Regions from separate parts of the Homo sapiens genome. Here region 2 is linked to region 1. A link is a loop called in an ENCODE intact Hi-C map of the cell type or tissue named here. Cell type or tissue: GM12878. All regions are shown on one strand. Links, peaks and the distances in the headings refer to the core of each region. The heading gives the core; the rest is flanking DNA. Region 1 overlaps EPS15L1 (epidermal growth factor receptor pathway substrate 15 like 1). Region 2 overlaps TPM4 (tropomyosin 4).

Region 1 (5,369 bases), core at 256-5,255:
CACACCTGGATCCAGCCTGGCTGGCGGCCAAGTCCAGACACTTCCCGCTGTGTCCTGAGCTCTGCCAGACGTCTCCCAGGGAAGGGGAGGGACACCCAGGGGAGTGTGCCAACCTGGTGGGGAATTATGCAGTCCCTGAAATGCTGGCTGTAAAAGTTTACGTGCGTTGGTGTTTTAGTAAGTGAGGTGAAAAAAGAGCACACAAACCTGCCGCTGATGTAATAAGCGATAAAAGTGAAGAATGCACAATGACACCTAATTATACAGAATGGATGTGTAAACAGCTAAAGAGAATAGAACTGGGCAGGGAAAAGAGGACTATCTTGGGGGCAGGATTACAGTGTTTATCCAACAAATTCTGGGACTGCTGTTGTACGATTTCTCACAATGAATAAAACCAGGGGGACGTAGACTCCTTCCAGTTATAGTCATTGGATTTGAACCAATACGCACCCACCACTTGCATATTGTTGTGCTACAAAGGGTCATTTGAAGCTAAAAATAATGCCCAGGCCGGGCGCAGTGGCTCACGCCTATAATCCCAGTACTTTGTGAGGCCAAGGCAGGCAGATCACCTGAGGTCAGGAGTTCGAGACCTGGCCAACATGACAAAGCGAGACACCATCTCTACAACAAATACAAAAATTAGCCAGGCGTGGTGGCATGCACCTGTAATCCCAGCTACTTGGGAGGCTGAGGCAGGAGAATCGCTTGAACCCAGGAGGCGGAGGTTGCAGTGAGCCGAGATCGTACCACTGCACTCCAGCCTGGGTGACAAGAGTGAAACTCTGTCTCAAAAATAAAAAGAAAAAAATAATAATGCCCGGATTATGGTCAGCGTCTCTGGGGGACGCCAACACCTGTGAATGTATAAAGAAGTGAAAGTTGTAATCCCAAACAGCACTTTGGGAGGCCGAGGCAGGCAGATCACGAGGTCAGGAGCTCAAGATCAGTCTGGCCAACATAGTGAAACCCCGTCTCTACTAAAAATACAGAAAATTAGTCAGGTGTGGTGGTGTGCGCCTGTAATCCCAGCTACTCAGGAGGCTGAGACAGGAGAATTGCATTAATCCGGGAGGCAGAGATTGCAGTGAGCCGAGATCGCGCCACTGCACTCCAGCCCAGGCGACGGTGCGAGACTCCGTCTCAAAAAAAAAAAAAAAAAAAAGAAGTGAAAGTACAGAGAAAACTACCATGACAAAATGAAAATAGAAGGAAAATAGCATAAAGATCTGAAAGGGGAGAGGGAAAAAGTCAAAAAAAAAAAAAAGAGGAAAAGAAAGGGGGAAACACTGAAAAGGCAGAAAAAACTAGAATAACATGAAAAAGCAAGAAAAGCCAGAGATTTAGGAGCCATCATTTTAAAACAGACAAAGACATCATGGAAAAGACATAGGAGGTAAGTGTGTATAGCAACAGCAGCCCCAAGATGGCTGCCCCCCTCGTGCTTGGAGGCAGTGACACCATTCCTGGGTGAGGGGTACAGGAAGGAGTGGCTATCACCCTTAGCATCTTACAACCTCGTTAGATGACAGTGTCCAGCCATCACACCTGTGTCAACTTCTGGGCTCAAACTCCAGCTTATTTCCAAAATATGTCTCCCCAGAGGAAGAAGACCCACAGAAAGGAGGCCAAGGCAGGCAGGCTGTTTGTCATCTGTCAGTAAAGGTGACAGTGGTCAGGTCTAGGCAGCAAACAGCACATCGCCTGCCATGGGTTCACAGACTCCAGAGGCCCTCACTTCAGATGACAAAGGTGCCCTTCCTGCCAATGATCAGAGAGGTCTGGATCTGAAGCACATTTCCAGACAAGTTTTTTTTTTTTTTTTTGAGACAGGGTCTTGTTCTGTCACCCAAGCTGGAGAGCAGTGGCGCAATCTCAGCTCATTGCAATCTCTGACTCCTGGATTCAAGCCATTCTCCTACCTCAGCCTCCCGAGTAGCTGGGACTACAGGTGCGTGCCACCATGCCCACTTAATTTCTGTATTTTCAGTAGAAGCGAGGTTTCACCATATTGGCCAGGCTGGTCCTGACCTCAGGTGATCCGCCTGCTTTGGCCTCCCAAAGTGCTGGGATTACAGGCATGAGCCACCACGCCCAGCCCCAGGCGAGTTTTTTAACAATCTCATGGGAAGCAAGGGAAAGAGGTTTCCAAGCTACTGTGATTCCAGTGGAAAAAAAAGAGTTTCAGTCTTTGAGGCATGCAGGGTTATTAAATATCTGCTCTACTTCCCAGGCGCTAATGAGCAACAAGATCCGCAACCAAGAGAAACAAGGCCTGGACTAATCCAGAAGAGTCGCTGAAGGACACAGCCCAGAGCTCCAACCTCTGCCCATCCATGCTAAAGGCTCATCCGGCTCGAACACTTGATGACCACCGGATGTCACTCTCAAAAGACCTACAGCTGAGGGAAAGCCCAGGGAGTATGGCTCAACCATTGCTCATCACCACGGGAGTCCATCTGGGTAACCTGGAACAATGACAGTGGTCAGAGGTTTTGATCTAATTACACATATGTCAGGTTTTGCATATGCAAAAGCAGAAGGGGGAAGAAAGAAGGTACAGCACCAGGCCCCAACTGCCACTTCCTCTTATGCCAGGCTTCTTCCCAGGAACAATGGACTCACACCTGCACGCTGCCCTGATATGTCATTGCGACAGAACTGAAGACACATGTTGCTAATGACATAAATCCCCAGCCCCAGGCAGTCTGTCACTGGCCCCTGTGCAGAGACCTCTTGGCCCCCAAAAGGAAGATTCACAGCTACTGGGAAAGAGCCCTCTGTATGCTGAGAGCAGCCTCTGGAGCTGCCCACCCATGTCTGACCCCAAAGTGAGCCTGGGGCCAAGCCCGAGGCAACAGCAGAGAGGGGACGCACCAGGGGATGAGGCCTGCACCGTAAGAGGCTGCAGGTGGCACCAGGATGGCCGTAGGAATGGAAGGAAGTGCAGCAGAGCTGACCCGATGTGTTCTCCTGACCCAGCCCACTGTGCTGAGAAGACGCCATCTTCGCCTCTGCAGTGTGTGAATTGTTGATGAGGTTCAGTGTAGCTTTCAGCTCGGTCTTTCAGTTGCTCTTCCTAACTCAAAATGCTAAGAGACAACATGCAAAGTTCCTGTGGCCTCCTCACTTATCCTCCAGCCCAGAAACAATTTACAAGTGGGATGACAGAGAGAGGGGCACAAGGAGAAGGACAAGTTCACATCCTTCTGCTCTGAAGGCTTTAAAACACCGCAATTCACACAAGCGCCTGTAACTGTAACCCAGGACAACAGCAGTTGAGATGGAGAAACCCAGCAGAACCACCTCGGAGGAGAAACTGTCTCAGGATTGTGTTCTAACGACTCCTAAGCAGGGTTCACCCAACTCTGATCCCCGCACGTGGCCGAGGGCAGGACGCCTCCTACATCTTCATGCCTGGCTGCCTCCTGCCCAAACTCTCACTCTCACTCTGCTAGCAAAGTACGCGCTCTTGTGCAAAACAAACCAATGATCATCAGCCTTGGTTCAAAATGACTTTTGGAAAGCAATCCATTTTCACTGTAAAATGTTCAGAGAAGTACCTATAATCCCTTGTTTCCTATCCAGTACCTCTCATCCTCCCGACAACGCTAAAGGGCAGGTAATATTACTAGTCCAGTTGACAGGTGGGGAAACTGAGTTTGCCCTACTCAGGACCACAACAGCCAATGAGCAACAGTCAGTGAAGCACCCAGGATAGGTGGTCCTGGAGTCAGACCCTCACCTACTGTGCACCCTGTAATGACAGCCCAGGTGTCACAGGGCTGTGCACCGGACCACAGGACAGCCTCATGCATATGCTGGCCTGGGAAAATGCACGTCCGTGATGACGTGCTGGAGCATTTTATTAAACAGAAGAGGTCAAAAGGCAACACTCAATTTGAGCATATAAATGGACTTGAAAGCCAGTGTTTTCGATGACCTGCCATTTCCCCAGGAAAGCTGAGACCCCATAATGGCTATGTTTTTCAATGCCACTGCCAAGTTTTGCAGGAAGTTAGGCATATAACACTGAAACACATCTCAGTCTGAGTTCCTACTTAGAAAAACATATGGATGCAAAAACATAGCCCGGAGTAGAGCTTGCTTGATAATCCTTCCATTTCTGCCTTCCCCTTAGAGGCCCCCACAGGCCTTGCACAACCATCACCCAATGTGAGCCCAGCCCTCCCAGCAGGCCGGCCCACATTCTGCGGGTGAGATAACCTGGCTCAGTCATGTGGCAAGCACGGGGCAGAACTGGGACTTGACTCAAAACATTCAAAAGGCATCAGGGAAACGCTGGGGTATGTCTAACCTTCCTGGACTGGATGGGCAGCTCTCTCCAACTGCTCCATCAGAGGTTTCTACAGCAGAGCTAAGGTAAATGTTACCAAGAGAAGGAGAAGACTTGGCAAGTGAAAAGAGAGCTTTTCCAAATCACAAGGAAAAAGACATCTCAATTAAAAATGAGCAAAGAGAGAGGCAATTCAGAAAGAAGAGATGCAGCAAAGTTAGAAAGAAAATGTTCCATCTCACTAGTAATTTAAGTATTACAGGGCCAGGCACTCTGGCTCACACCTGTAATCCCAGCACTTAGGGAGGCCAAGGTGGGTGAATCACCTGAGGTCAGGAGTTCAAGACCAGCCTGGCCAACATGATGAAACCCCATCACTACTAAAAATACAAAAATTAGCCAGGCATGGTGGCAGGTGCCTGTAATCCCAGTTACTCAGGAGGCTGAGGCAGGAGAATCACTTGAACCTGGGAGGCGGAGGCTGCAGTGAGCCGAGATCATACCACTGCACTCCAGCCTGAGCGACAGAGCAAGACTTCATCTTCGGAAAAAAAAAAAAAGGCAGAGAAGCTAAAACAATTCTGAAAAAGAATAATAAAGTGGAAAGAGTCAGTCTACCTGATTTCAAGACTGACTCTATAGCTAGAGTAGTTAAGACAGTGGAGTATTGGCAGGGGGCGGGCACAGACAGTAATGCACAGAACAGAATGTAGAATCTGAGAAACAGACACACACAGATCTGCCCAGTGGATTTCTTGACAAAGGTGCAAAAGTATTTCAGGAGGAAGGAAAGCCTTTCCACAAAGGGCACTGGAGCAATCGGCATCCATAGGAAAAACATGGGCCTCGAACTAAAAGTCTTATGCCTCGTACAAAATGTAACTCAAAGTGGATCATGAATTCAAATGTAAAACATAATCCTCAGGATCTAGGGCAAAGCAAAGAGTTCTTAGACTTGACACCAAAAGCCCGATTCACAAAAGGAAAGATTGGCAGACAAACTTTATGTTTGCACTGTGAAAGAGCCATGTAAGGCCTGGCGTGGTGGTTCATGCCTGTAATCCCAGCA
Region 2 (5,369 bases), core at 310-5,309, 370 kb before region 1:
AGTCGCAGGGCCCGAGATAAACAATGGGTCTGAAAAAGGAGGGAGTTTCACCATCCTCTCTGCATCATCCTCCTGGCTGTCCCTCGGGACAGATGGTGGCACCGCCAGGGTCTGGGGACAGATTTGGATTCTGGTCCCATATCATGCCACCCACAGGCTTCATGACTTGGTATTTGCTCTCTAGGAGCTTTTTTCCCATCTGCGAGTAGGACTGATAAGAATCCCGACCCCCCAGAGTAGCAGGGAGGGTCCCAGGAGTAAATCTCAGGCGTGGAGCCTGGCGCTTTGTAAATAATCAATTGTGTTGTTGTTTTTTGTTGTTTTGTTTTTGAGGCAGTCTCACTCTGTCGCCCAGGCTGGAGTGCAGTGGTGCGATCTCGGCTCGCTGCAACCTCCACCCCCCGAGTTCAAGAGATTCTCCTGCTTCAGCCTCCCGAGTAGCTGGGATTACAGGTGCCCGCCACCACGCCCAGCTAATTTTTTTTTTTTTATTTTGGATTTTTAGTAGAGACAGTGTCTCACCATGCTGGCCAGGCTGGTCTCGAACTCCTGACCTCGTGATCTGCCCACCTTGGCCTCCCAAAGTTCTGGGATTACAAGCGTGAGCCACGGCGCCCAGCCTCAATTGTGTTTTCTCTGCCCTGGGAAGAGCTCATAGACAAATGGAGGCAGGGGAGCTGACTCACTGATGGAGCGAGGTCTGCATTCCACGGGTTTTCTGTGCAGTTATGGGAGCATGACAGGGGAGGCTCCAAAATGGAGGTTGAGCTGGGTCTTATAGAATAAATAAGTTTGCTGGGACCAGAGACATGGGTGTGCACAGACTCAGAGGCAAGAAAGTTGTATGATGAGGGTGGGGGGGTGTGCGGATAGAGGTTGAAGCCCAAAAGCCCTGAAAGTTCAGTGTTGAGGCTCAGGGTGGGGACCCTAGAGAGGCAAAAGATGCCCAGCCAGATGGAATTGGTGGTGTGAATTGCCAGGACTGGAAAGAGCCCAGATGGGGGCTGCAGCATGGGCCTTGGTTGAAGCCTCTAATCCTGTAAGGGCTGCTTTGGCCCAAGAGGCCTTAGAAACCCGGTGTAAGCCTCAATCGGTAGCCGGTCTGGCCTCTTTCTCACACTTAACCGACACAGCTCTTGCTCTGATCTCATCCCAAGTCATCTCGCTGGAGGACAATTAACTCGGCTTCAAAATGGCCCTCAGCCTGGAGCCAAGATTTAGGAGCAAGACCGTCTAGTTGGGAGAGAAGATGTTTTTGGAGAGTTGAAGACTTCTTGAAAAAGTTCGAAAAGTTCTTGAAAAAGCAAAGGATGCTTCTTTCCGTCTGGGAGAGGGAAAACCTCTCCCAGGGCAAAAGGAACTAAGACCAGGGGTGGGTTAAAAAAAAAAAAAAAAAAACCTTTCACTCTTGTAGAATAAGCCAGGAGCCGGCGTGTGGTAGACTTCTGGGCCTGTTTCCCGACAGCTGGTTTCGTTTAGATTTTTGTGTGATTAACTGACATCTTCCTGTTCCTTTGCCACATGTATCTAGCAAGCCTCTTTTACCTTATAAGGGAAATCCTTTGTAGCGTGTGGAAGGCTTTGATTGCAGGAAGGGGTGGAACCCAAAATGACTCGGCCGTGACTAGCAGTTTTTCAAAAATACATATATATGTATGCATGTACAGATATGCGTGTATCTCCCAACTCCAGACAGCTGAAAATCTGCCAAAAGCGTTGTTTGCCAGGATTCAGAATTTCCCACATAAGGGCTACTCACTTCTTAAAAGACAACTCATGAATCAAGCACCTCTGTTTGATCTTTAAAATCAATTCCTCGACTGCTAATGGGTACACAGTTTTTTGTTTGTTTGTTTGTCTTTGGCGGGTTATGAAAATGTCCTGGAATTCGATAATGGTGTTGGTTGCAGAGTGTTTTTGCAACATCAGTTCCTGGCCCAGTTACTGAAGGTGGTAGGAGGAGTTAAGATCTAGGCAATTAAAAAGAATGAAAGGCACCCATTCATGGGAAGGCCTCAGTGACGTTTCTTAAGACAGTTTCATCAGTGGTTTTCACAATTCTCTGCATTTGGTGTTTCAGAGGACACTGCAATACGAAACACCTGTGGGAGTGCCCTCTTTCTGCTTCTAGGAATCTGAGGCTGAGAAACCTTCCTGACTCTATTTGTGTAGTTTTTCGGCCACGTTAGCCTCATTCTATTTTTTTTTCCCCCAGTATGAACTCAGGGCAGGAGAGGGAGTGGTTTCCTAATAATTTTTTTTTTTTGAGACGGAATCTTGCTCTGTTACCCAGGCTGGAGTGCAGTGGCGCGATCTCGGCTCATTGCAACCTTCACCTCCCGGGTTCAAGCGATTCTCCTGCCTCAGCCTCCCAAGTAGCTGGGATTACAGGCGCCTGCCCCCACACCCAACTGATTTTTTTGTATTTTTAGTAGAGATGCGGTTTCACCATGTTGGCCAGGCTGGTCTCGAACTCCTGACCTCATGTGATCCACCCACCTCCGCCTCCCAAAGTGTTAGGATTACGGATGTGAGCCACCGCGCCCGGCCTTCCTAATAATTTTGATAGCCTTCCCCAGTTCAGGGATTCTTCATTTGTTCTGATAGGAAAAAGCTAGCGTGGCTTCCCTTTTCCTCTCGGTTGAGGCCCGTTTGACCCGTTCTCAATATTCCTTCCAAAGAGCAGGCATCGCTGGAAAACTCGCCTTGCCTCGTAGCCCTGGCAGGACCTAGGGGACAGGTTCTGACAAGGAAGAGCCCTGGGTGGGTCTTAAGAGGCCATTCATTTCTTACCAATTCTGAGTCACTGAATAAAACCACTTCCCCCAGTGGGGCCCCTCGGTTTCTTCACCTGTAAAATGGGTGCGATGTGTGAGGATGAAATTGCAGTAAAATAAAACCGTGGCAGTAAGAGATGCCTTTCTCTGGCACATCCCACCTGCTGGGCATAAGCGGCGCCACCCTCTGGAGTTACAGCCTCAAGGCAGTCCGGTAACTAATCAGGCTTTGGGATGGAGAGGGCCAGGATGAGGAAGCAACCTTCCCAACACCACGTGGCTGTGAAAATGACAAAGCACGGTCGGGCGCAGTGGCTCACGCCTGTAATCCCAGTACTTTGGGAGACCAAGGCGGGTGGATCACGTGAGGCCAGGAGTTTGAGACCAGCCTGACCAACAAGACGAAACCCTGTCTCTACTAAAAATACAAAAAAATAGCAAGGCGTGGTGGTGTCCGTCTGTAATCCCAGCTACTCAGGAGGCTGAGGCAGAATTGCTTGAACCCGGGAGGTAGAAGTTGCAGCAAGCCGAGATCATGCCATTGCACTCCAGCCTTGGTGACGGCGCAAGACTCCATCTCAAAAAAAAAATTAAAAAGAAAATGACAAAGCGGGGATTCCAGCCCAGCACTTTTTGGCCCTGGAGTTCCTGGTTTAATGCTTCCCATTGTACTTCCTTTCTTGTAGGTAAAAACACCTTGAAAAGCCAATAACACTATTGGGGTATGTCTTCCATGCCTGCAACCAAGTTTTCTTTCCCTTTCCATATCTTTTTGTCCTGCCATCTCTCAGCCAGGCGGATTGAAGGATGGAATTCCAACGAGGCTCCCCCGCCTCGTCCCACCTTGGTAATTGCATGGCCAACATTTAACTGAGGGCTCCATAGTCTTGCATTTATCTTGCCATTCAGGTGAATGGGAGCGGAACTCACAGGACACAATGAGCCGGGTCACTGATGGCCTTGCTTTCTAAGAATCTCACAGTGAGCCCTAGAACTCTCTACGTGGTAACACTGTGTGCCTTTTTCAGAGAAGAGCCTATCTTAGATCTTAGCCTAACGTTGGGTCTATTGTGTTGCTGGAGAGACCAGCACTGACATTCATCTCAAAGCACATGGTATGTTTGACTCCTATGTTGACTCAACTACCCATCTTGTACTGGGACACTCGCTTTTTTTTTTTTTTTTTGAGACGGAGTCTTGCTCTGTCACCAGGCTGGAGTGCAGTGGCACGATCTCAGCTCACGGCAACCTCCGCCTCCCGGGTTCAAGTGATTCTTCTGCCTCAGCCTCCTGAGCATGTGGAACTACAGGCACGTGCCACCACACTCAGCTAATTTTTCTATTTTTAGTAGAGACAGGGTTTCACCACGTTGGCCAGGATGGTCTCGATCTCTTGACCTTGTGATACACCCACCTCAGCCTCCCAAAGTGCTGGGATTACAGGCATGAGCCACCACGCTTGGCGATGCTCATCTTTTGCTATGGAGTGGTAGATGTTTTTCCCAGACATTTTCCGGGAAGATCATACTGAAATTTTGGTATGAGTGTAAATTCCCTATGGCCTGGACTCCTGGGTGGGCTTTGACGGGGAAGATCAGGTTAACAGAGGGCAGGACATGGGGGAGGCTCCCACTGGTGGCTGGCCTGATACTTCTTAACATGGCTGCACCTCCGACCTCCCCAGGCTGAAGGTGATGTGGCCGCCCTCAACCGACGCATCCAGCTCGTTGAGGAGGAGTTGGACAGGGCTCAGGAACGACTGGCCACGGCCCTGCAGAAGCTGGAGGAGGCAGAAAAAGCTGCAGATGAGAGTGAGAGGTAAGGACGCTTTGAATCTGGTGGCATCCGTGTTTGCTTTTAGAAAATGGGGATCATGCTGCCGACCTCGCAGAGCTGGTGTGAAAGTAAACAAGGTCACAAGGACATGCATGTGTCCACAAAAAAGTGCATGACAGCACTTTGTAAACCATCACTCCATGGGTAGAGATGTTTATCCGTGGCCAGGCACGGTGGCTCATGCCTGTAATCCCAGCACTTTGGGAGGCCAAGGCGGACGGATCACCTGAGGTTGGGAGTTTGAGACCAGCCTGGCCAACATGGTGAAACCCCGTCTTTCCTAAAAGTACAAAAAAATTAGCCTGCCATGGTGGCGGGCACCTGTAATCCCAGCTACTCAGGAGGCTGAGGCAAGAGAATCTCTTGAACCCAGGAGGCAGAGGCTGCAGTGAGCCGAGATCGTGCCATTGCACTCCAGCCTGGGCAACAAGAGCAAAACTCCATCTCAAAATAAAGTGAGGGGTGTTTATCCTTACGGTAACCATGAAAAGAAACTTCCGACAGACAGAAAGGCAAACAGAACGGGCAGATGTGAGACTGCAAGTATGACTGTCCATGGTGGTCAGTTTGCAAAGCACTGCTTCTCGTATTTTCTCTGAAAGCCACAGTGCCTCTTAGTGTTCTCTAGACACCAAATTTCAGGTAGGCCGGATGCAGTGATTCCTGCCTGTGCTCCCAGCACTTTGGGAGGCAGAGGCGGGCAAATCGCCTGAGCTCAGGAGTTCAAGACCAACTGGGGCAATGTGGTGAGACCCT

Evidence for each region. Hi-C counts contacts between places; a loop is a spot of excess contacts. Peaks named below come from ENCODE experiments on the same cell type or tissue, not always from the same donor. Only the 100,000 strongest peaks of a DNase experiment are listed, where the experiment ranks them.
Region 2: a loop joins it to region 1, with 5 times the contacts of the local background. A loop is called at or near these places in 3 of 110 quality-filtered maps.

Annotation. Positions count from the first base shown.
Region 1 is chr19:16,442,916-16,448,284 of GRCh38, forward strand. All of the region lies in intron 1 of EPS15L1 (epidermal growth factor receptor pathway substrate 15 like 1), which reads right to left. Among named protein-coding and RNA genes, the nearest start is that of EPS15L1, 26 kb to the right of the region's middle. RefSeq lists enhancers at 1,570-1,749, 1,852-3,051, 2,786-2,865, 2,976-3,035. In GM12878, for the core only: a CTCF peak has its summit at 2,334 (motif pointing right); DNase peaks (open chromatin) are centred at 2,486, 3,416 and 4,236; H3K4me3 peaks cover 2,585 bases; H3K27ac peaks cover 5,000 bases.
Region 2 is chr19:16,077,452-16,082,820 of GRCh38, forward strand. It overlaps TPM4 (tropomyosin 4), which reads left to right. Exons shown (of 8, transcript NM_003290.3): 2 at 4,462-4,595. Among named protein-coding and RNA genes, the nearest start is that of TPM4, 3.6 kb to the left of the region's middle. RefSeq lists enhancers at 1,034-1,253, 1,364-1,413, 1,604-1,673, 1,704-1,933, 3,030-3,757 and 1 more. In GM12878, for the core only: a CTCF peak has its summit at 2,942 (motif pointing left); DNase peaks (open chromatin) are centred at 1,208, 1,560, 2,040 and 2,841; H3K4me3 peaks cover 4,291 bases; H3K27ac peaks cover 4,157 bases.